Regions from separate parts of the Homo sapiens genome. Here region 2 is linked to region 1. A link is a contact called in ENCODE Hi-C or POLR2A ChIA-PET data. All regions are on one chromosome and are shown on one strand. The core of a region is the stretch at or near the end of the contact, and the rest is flanking DNA. Distances in the headings are between cores, read along the strand shown.

What was found. A loop is a pair of places that touch in the nucleus more often than their neighbours do. ChIA-PET counts read pairs that join two places held with the same protein, here RNA polymerase II (POLR2A). Pooled maps may share reads with other maps.
Region 2: a pooled map shows a loop between it and region 1 (15-fold over the local background). The contact joins the promoter of USP51 here to the promoter of VCF2 in region 1. A Hi-C loop is called at or near these places in 11 of 50 pooled maps. POLR2A ChIA-PET finds 5 or more read pairs at or near these places in 5 of 52 experiments (CD4-positive, alpha-beta memory T cell, WTC11, activated B cell and 2 more).

What each region holds. Positions count from the first base shown.
Region 1 is chrX:55,159,912-55,163,363 of GRCh38, reverse strand. It overlaps VCF2 (VCP nuclear cofactor family member 2), which reads left to right and starts at 2,179. Exons shown (of 3, transcript NM_001166701.4): 1 at 2,179-2,227. The coding sequence starts at 2,208. RefSeq lists enhancers at 1,390-1,890, 1,891-2,391, 2,217-2,516.
Region 2 is chrX:55,488,559-55,491,802 of GRCh38, reverse strand. USP51 (ubiquitin specific peptidase 51) reads left to right here and starts at 1,955. Exons shown (of 3, transcript NM_201286.4): 1 at 1,955-2,027; 2 at 2,438-2,634; 3 at 2,815-3,244. The coding sequence starts at 2,864. LOC101928692 (a long non-coding RNA gene) reads right to left here and starts at 2,862. Exons shown (of 2, transcript XR_244468.5): 1 at 2,757-2,862; 2 at 290-1,938. RefSeq lists silencers at 1,763-1,872, 3,193-3,244 and enhancers at 2,263-2,362, 2,583-3,022, 2,540-3,244.

The DNA of each region.
Region 1 (3,452 bases), core at 930-3,429:
CTGCTGGTGATGCTGATTTGCTCACGTATGTCTGTGGCTGGTGTAACTTGCATTTTTGTCTCTCTCATCTTGGTCAGAATCTGGTACTCCCTGGCTGACTCAGCCTCAGCCCATGTGTGCTAGCTTCTGCAGACCCCTCTGAATCTGGGCTTCATCCTCCCTTCAGCCCCTGGCCAGGGTTGTCCACTCCACAGCCTCAGCTGCAAGGTAACCTAGTCCTTATCTGGCTTAAGCTTGCCCCATGGTAGCACCCCTGGCTCTTGAATCAGCCACTTTCCATACCCTCCAACCCCTCCACCTTCCTCAGAGAATGCAGCCCCTTGGGGTCTCACCTACAACACAGCAATAACCAAGATCAGCTCTTGAAAGCAAAATCCCTCATTTCTAACCATCTATTTGCCCACTTTGTAGACGATAGCATGATCCGATAGACATGGAGAACATGGTGATTCAAGTAAAAGGAATGATCATTACAAAAGCTTGTTCCTTGAGAATGTGGAAGGGCATGGGATCCAAGTGAAGGGTGTTAAGGAAAAAAAATTATTCATGGCATTTGTTAAAGAACGGTAAGGCAGACTTCATTCAGGACCATCAAGATAGGTGTAGGGACCACTGCTATGGGGTTTTGCAGTGAAGGGAGAGAAACTGGGTTCCACTCCAAATACAACAACGAAAAGTGGAAATTTATAGCCAAGGAGCAGGGTGGGGAGCAATGGACGGAAAATTACTAAGAGGAAACACCACGGGTAAGGGGGTATTGTGGCTAAATTGAACTAACAGGATTGTTGGTGAAGGTGGGCCAGGGTGACTAGACATCACCTGGGGGATGAGGAACCTAACTGAGATATTGATGATGGGAAATTCTAACTAAACTGACTTAGCAGGATTCTTGTTAAAATTGCACAATGCAGCGACAAACATGGCAGTCTAAAAGTCCCCTGTCCAGGGCTGTCTACTCCACAGCCTCGGCTGCAGGGTCACCTAGCCCCTAGCTGGGTTAGGCTTCCTTTATGGCATGATCTTTAGTTCTTGAATCAGCCACTTTCCACATCTTCCCTTCCATCCTCAGGGAATGCAGCCCCCTGTGAGATCACCTACTTAACAGCAAGAACCAGGATCAGCCTAAACTCTAGCACTCCCTTTGCCAACTTTTTAGATAATAAATACAGATAGAGGAACATGATAATTCAGGAGAAAGCATAACTGCAAAGGATGATCCCTTAAGAAGGTGGAAGGCATAGGATCCAGGTGAAGGGCCTGGTCTCAAGTAGGATCCTGTCTCTTCCTCCAGGGAAGCAGCCAAGATTATAAGTGCAGGTCTACTGCTGTTGGGAAGTGGTGTGAATTCTTCTCTGATTGCTTCTATTTTCTCAAGGGAATATCAGTGAATATCATGAGAAAATTGGGTGCTGGTGCTTGTGGAGGGATCTTGTAAGTAGACTAGACAGAGAAGGTACACTTGTGGAGGGTGTACATTGTTTGTCTACTTGGCGGCGGGGGGACTGCCAGGAGAGTAGGGAGGAGAGAGTTAATAGCTTTGGGTAAGCTGGCTAAGGAAGGTGAATGGTGAGGAACGCGGTTGTGGTTAGTGGAGAGGAGGCCTCCTTGAGGCTAAAGGCTGTGGATGCTGGGGCACTGGAAGAGGTAGCTGTTAGGACACGATCGGGTGCTGCCCGTTATGAGAATGGGGGATGCAAGAAATGGACATCGTGGAGGGGCGCGGTCTTTCCTGAGGCCCAGGGCATGACCGCGGGCAGAAGAGACTTAAGTGGGGGGAAGGAGACCCCCCCGAGGACGGAGAGGCGCCGGCCACGGCCTGGTCAGCCCCGGGGGCGCTGAGGTCGCCGAGGAGGATCAGCGGTGTGAGGGCTGCGAGGACAGGGCGTGTGCCACGTGAGAAGCGTGTTCAGAGGCTGGCTGGGTGGGAGGAGAATGTCCATGGGATTGGCACAGGTCTCGAACATGGGGCGGCTCGGGCAGTCGCGCAGCAGAGCCTGACCCTCAGCGGATCGTCCCTCAGGCGTCAGCTCCCAACTGCAGGGAAGGGAGCCTGCGGCGGACCCAGAGGAAACAGGAGCCGACCTCCCCGGGCTCCGATGCGCAGGCCCAGAGCCCGTCAATCCTTGGCCAGCCCCGCCCTCCGGGCTGCGTTTTTCCGGCGGCGCAGGAACTTCCTGCGCGGTTGCTATGGTTCCGAGGGCAGGACTATGGGAGGCTGCCCTGTACGGTAAGTTCGTCGGGGCCTTTCCGGCCGGTACCAGTCCGAGCTCTGGTCCCCACGGTCATCACGCTTTGCTTTCTCAGCCAAGATCTCGGGGCTCAGGGCGGAAACGCAGCGGATATGTATTTTCTTCCGGGGTTGGTGGCGCTCGGCTCTCATGACCTGCAGGTGACAGTGTTGGCCGGTGGCGCGGCCCTGCTTGCCTCGTGCCCCGCCCTTCGTGCTTGAAAAAAAATCCCGCGAAGCCTTCTCCGAAAGAACATGCTGGTTCTTTGGTTGTCAGTGCCTTACAAGCCCTGGAGGCGGGGGTGAGGTGGGGATGTGGTCCCTCGCGAAAACTCAGTCAGTGGACAATAGCATTCTGTTTTTCAAATTGGCATTTCCTCGGTGAGGCTGCTAGGTACCCTAGCAACTGGTATTTCTGTTTCTCTGATTGGTTTTGTCATCTTTCTCCACGTGTTACTGGGGTTCTATGGACCTTTATCAATGTATTCTTTCATTACAAACGTCTCTGAATCTCATGGTAGAAAACTTGGTTAGACTGTTAAAGCGTAATAAAGGAAACCAATCTTATCCACAGTCCGATCACCCAGCCGTGACCATTAATCATATTCTGTGATAAATTTCCTTAGATGTTTTTCATTCGTAAAGTTGCATTTTAAAAAATGAGATTAACATTGTTTCATGAACATTCCGCTTTTTAAACTCAGCTTCACACTTTGAAAAATCATTTTCATAGTATTACTCTGTTTTAAAAACAATGCAAACGTATTGTAAGCTGTTGAAAGTTTCAGTAAAACTTGAGCGCAAAATACTCAAATACTCAAAATACCATGATCAAAGACAAACATCACCATGCTCCCTAATGAAGGCAGAGCTGTGGCATGTGTTTGTTTCACTCTTTTATCCTGGCACCTGGAGGAGTGCCTAGCACTTAGTGGATGCTCAATAAACATTGTGAAATAAAATAATATTTACACCCGGTCATTTTTTCTTTATATATAATCAATCATTTCATAATGGAGTGTAATATAGGAGCAGTTTTCTACGTGATTTTTTATTTGGCATTTTGTACTCAGTACTCAGTCTCCTAGAGTCTCCTAGTACTCAGTCTCCTAGAGATGAGAATTGATTAAAGAGTAATGAAATTATAAAAATGAGTAAACTCAGCCATTCTTAGGAGTACCAAAAACTCAAAAGTAAGTCTCTAAGCAAATGTCTGGTTAATAAT
Region 2 (3,244 bases), core at 706-3,205, 330 kb before region 1:
TGTTAAGTCCACCAGAAGGTTAGACGCAGCTTCATTTTGGAGGAACCAGTGAACTCCAGAAAGGCCTAAACCATGCAGACCCATTCATTTTCATTTTGACAGTAGTGACCCATCACGCTGTCCTGAGGTTTTCCTACAGGACAATTGTCAATGAAGAAATCGTTTGTTTGGTCACGATAGCGTGTGGGCTGATTTAAAGGCGTGTCTAGCTCAATAACAACTGTTTTCAGAAACTTTTTGAAGCACTGTAACAATCCCACCTCCCAAATATTAAGTTGTTGATTACGAGTGGTTTTTAGGCCTTTATTAACTAACATTAATCTTCACAGCACATTCCTATGCATTTCCCGATGTGGACCTCAGGCAGGGACTCTGGCTTACTTGCTTTTGTGCCCAGTTTTGTTTGGCTGTATATTCATAGTGCCCAGTGCAGCAGTAGGTGCTCTTTACATATCTGCTGAATAAACCAATCTAGGTAGGGCTGGCATTCTCATGATTCTGATTTTGCACAGGAGAAAGCGAAGGCTCAGAAGACAGAAGTATTTATAAATTGTGCCCTGCCTCCCTGCCTGCATAAAGGGTGCAGGGCTGTCTCAGAGCAGCTGGGATCCAAGCCACAGGTGGCACAGCTAGCAAATGACTGACTCAGCATTTCCTTCTAGGGCTGCTAACCCAGAGTGGAGCAACTCTTTGCTTAGCTGTGGCTGAGAAAATGCCCTTCCCTAGGGGAGAAAAAGCACGTTTTCCTGCACAAGCCAGTCTATAATTCCAAAGCACTTTCCCTCCGGGTGCTAGTATGTGACTGAGATATGGTCGAATCTAAACCAAGTCACAAAATCAGTGATATCCATTGTGCGGAGGTATCCACTAGATGCCACTGCCAAGTTAAGAGAGCTGAATCCTAATCGTGAGGTTTTGAGGGGAGGTGTGTGACTTTCTCAGAGAGATTAAATGTAGCATTAAACATCCGCTGTAATAAACCGTAATTTTCTTGGGATTGGACCGGAAGGGCAACAAGCCCTGGAGATAGCTTTCCTCCGGGTTGTCGCCTTGGATGCCGGATCTGTCAAAGAAAAGGAAAAGTCTCCTGGCGTATGGACTTCAGGACACAAACAGTTGTATCTTGTGCTTCTCCCAGCACAATCTAGCGCTATAATGCACCTATGGCATCTTTGTTGAATACATGCTCCTGTATATGGACTGCCTAGGATGGATGATCGGGTGAACTGAGCCATAACTTTGAGAGAGCTTTGAAAGAGAAAGGCATTCTCTTCTCCTCTACTCTGCATCAGGAGTTGTTCTCTATGCTGATTTTCAGGAGCGGACTGAAAAAAGAGGTGTGACAGATAAAGCTCGCCAAAAAGGTCTTTTACTTGATATATACTATGACTCAGTGTTCACATTGGGCTAGGGTTATTATTTCAATTTCTCTTTAAAAATTGACACAACTAAGGCTCAGAGAAGTTAAGTGTTTTATCCGAGGTCACACAGCAAGCATGTGCCTGGGCTCAGGTCTCTCTGAGCCTGAGCCCTTGCTTATGCTTCCTCCCCTGCACATTCTGGGATAATCTCTCTCTCTTTCTCTCTCTCTCTCTCCCTCCCTCCCTCCGTCAACTCCCAGAGACCAGGCTCTGACAGGATCCTGAGGGATTCCTGCCAGAGGGTTGCCATCTCTGGAAGCCCCCACCCCCACGCCGGGTGAATCTTTTTTTCTGTGGAGTGCGGGCCTGGAGCTAGGTGAGGCCTGAGCCTCCATTTCAGGGGCTTTCTGTAGAATCTGTTGCTGCTGTTGCCTCCAGCAGAGTCTGTTTCAGGAAGAGGTTTGCCTGCCTGCGCGGGACAGCGGTGCCATTCATCACTGCAGGAGGGCAGAATCCGGGGTTGGGGGCCGCACGTCGAGAGGGGAGGGGCCAGGGGGCGGCCCCCTTGTGACCAGCCCTGAGGAGAGGTCAGGAGAGAAGGCTGGCTGAGGAGCGCCTGGACAGCAGCAGTTGCTGACGTTCTATATCACGCGCCTGGGGCCCAAGGTAACCCAGACCTTTAAACAAACTGCCGGGCTGGGGGTGTTGCGGGGGCAGGAGAGGGAAAAGGGAGCGGAGACTTCGGGGGTCGCGCGAGGATAGTGGTGGCCATAGAGGTGGCAAATGCGTGAAGGGAGGGAGTAGTAATCCGAATTCTAGGAGAAATCATAGGAATTGAAGTCGCAGAAGCAAGAAAAGGGGTGTGAGAGCACAAGCGCGAAAAAGCGTGAGAGGGCGCAAGAGCTGGGTGGACCGAAAGTGCGCTGAGGGGCAACGGCTTAGAGTGGAACACACCGGGTCACAGAAGTATAGGTTAGGTAGAAACAGAGGGACACTTTCTTCCTGTGAGTTCATTTTCCAAAAGTGCGTCCTTTCAGCCATTTTGGAGAGAAAATGTTGACCCAAGTGTTTTTTAGGATACAGGGAAAGAACGTCAGAGGAAGCTGCACCAAAGCGAGGCTGCGCAGGGCGCAAAAAAGCAGTCAGAGGGTGGCGCCTTTTTTAAAGAAGTTTCCATCCTTTCTGTCCTAAAGCTCAGGCCGTTCCCCACCCCCACCGCTCGCTAGCCTTCTGTTCCCAGTCCCCTGGCATGATCTGATCGCCTTTGAAGCAGGTAACCGCCTCGGTCTCCCCATCAGCTCCAGGGGCCTCTCAGTTGAGTGGGTGGAGCCGACAGAAGCCGCGGGCTGAGCTCAAGGGCCGATGGGAGGGGTCCTGGGGGCGCTAACTGCGCACCGCGGCCATGACGCTGGGCAGATCATTCACAGAAGTCTCTGTCTCCTTTCATCTACAGTCGCAGCTGTTTTCCAGACGCCTTGCTCCTCAGGTCGGGGAGTGATCTGATGGCCCAGGTTCGAGAAACTTCTTTGCCCTCCGGCTCTGGGGTCCGCTGGATCTCCGGAGGTGGGGGAGGAGCCTCTCCTGAGGAGGCGGTTGAGAAGGCGGGGAAAATGGAGGAGGCGGCGGCGGGGGCTACGAAGGCGTCTTCGAGACGTGAAGCCGAGGAGATGAAGCTGGAGCCATTACAAGAGCGTGAGCCCGCGCCGGAGGAGAACTTGACGTGGAGCAGCAGCGGCGGCGACGAGAAGGTGCTCCCTTCAATCCCCCTTCGCTGTCACAGCAGCTCCTCGCCCGTTTGCCCGCGCCGCAAGCCCCGCCCTCGGCCCCAGCCCCGGGCCCGCTCCCGCAGCCAGCCTGGGCTCTCGGCCCCACCCCCGCCTCCA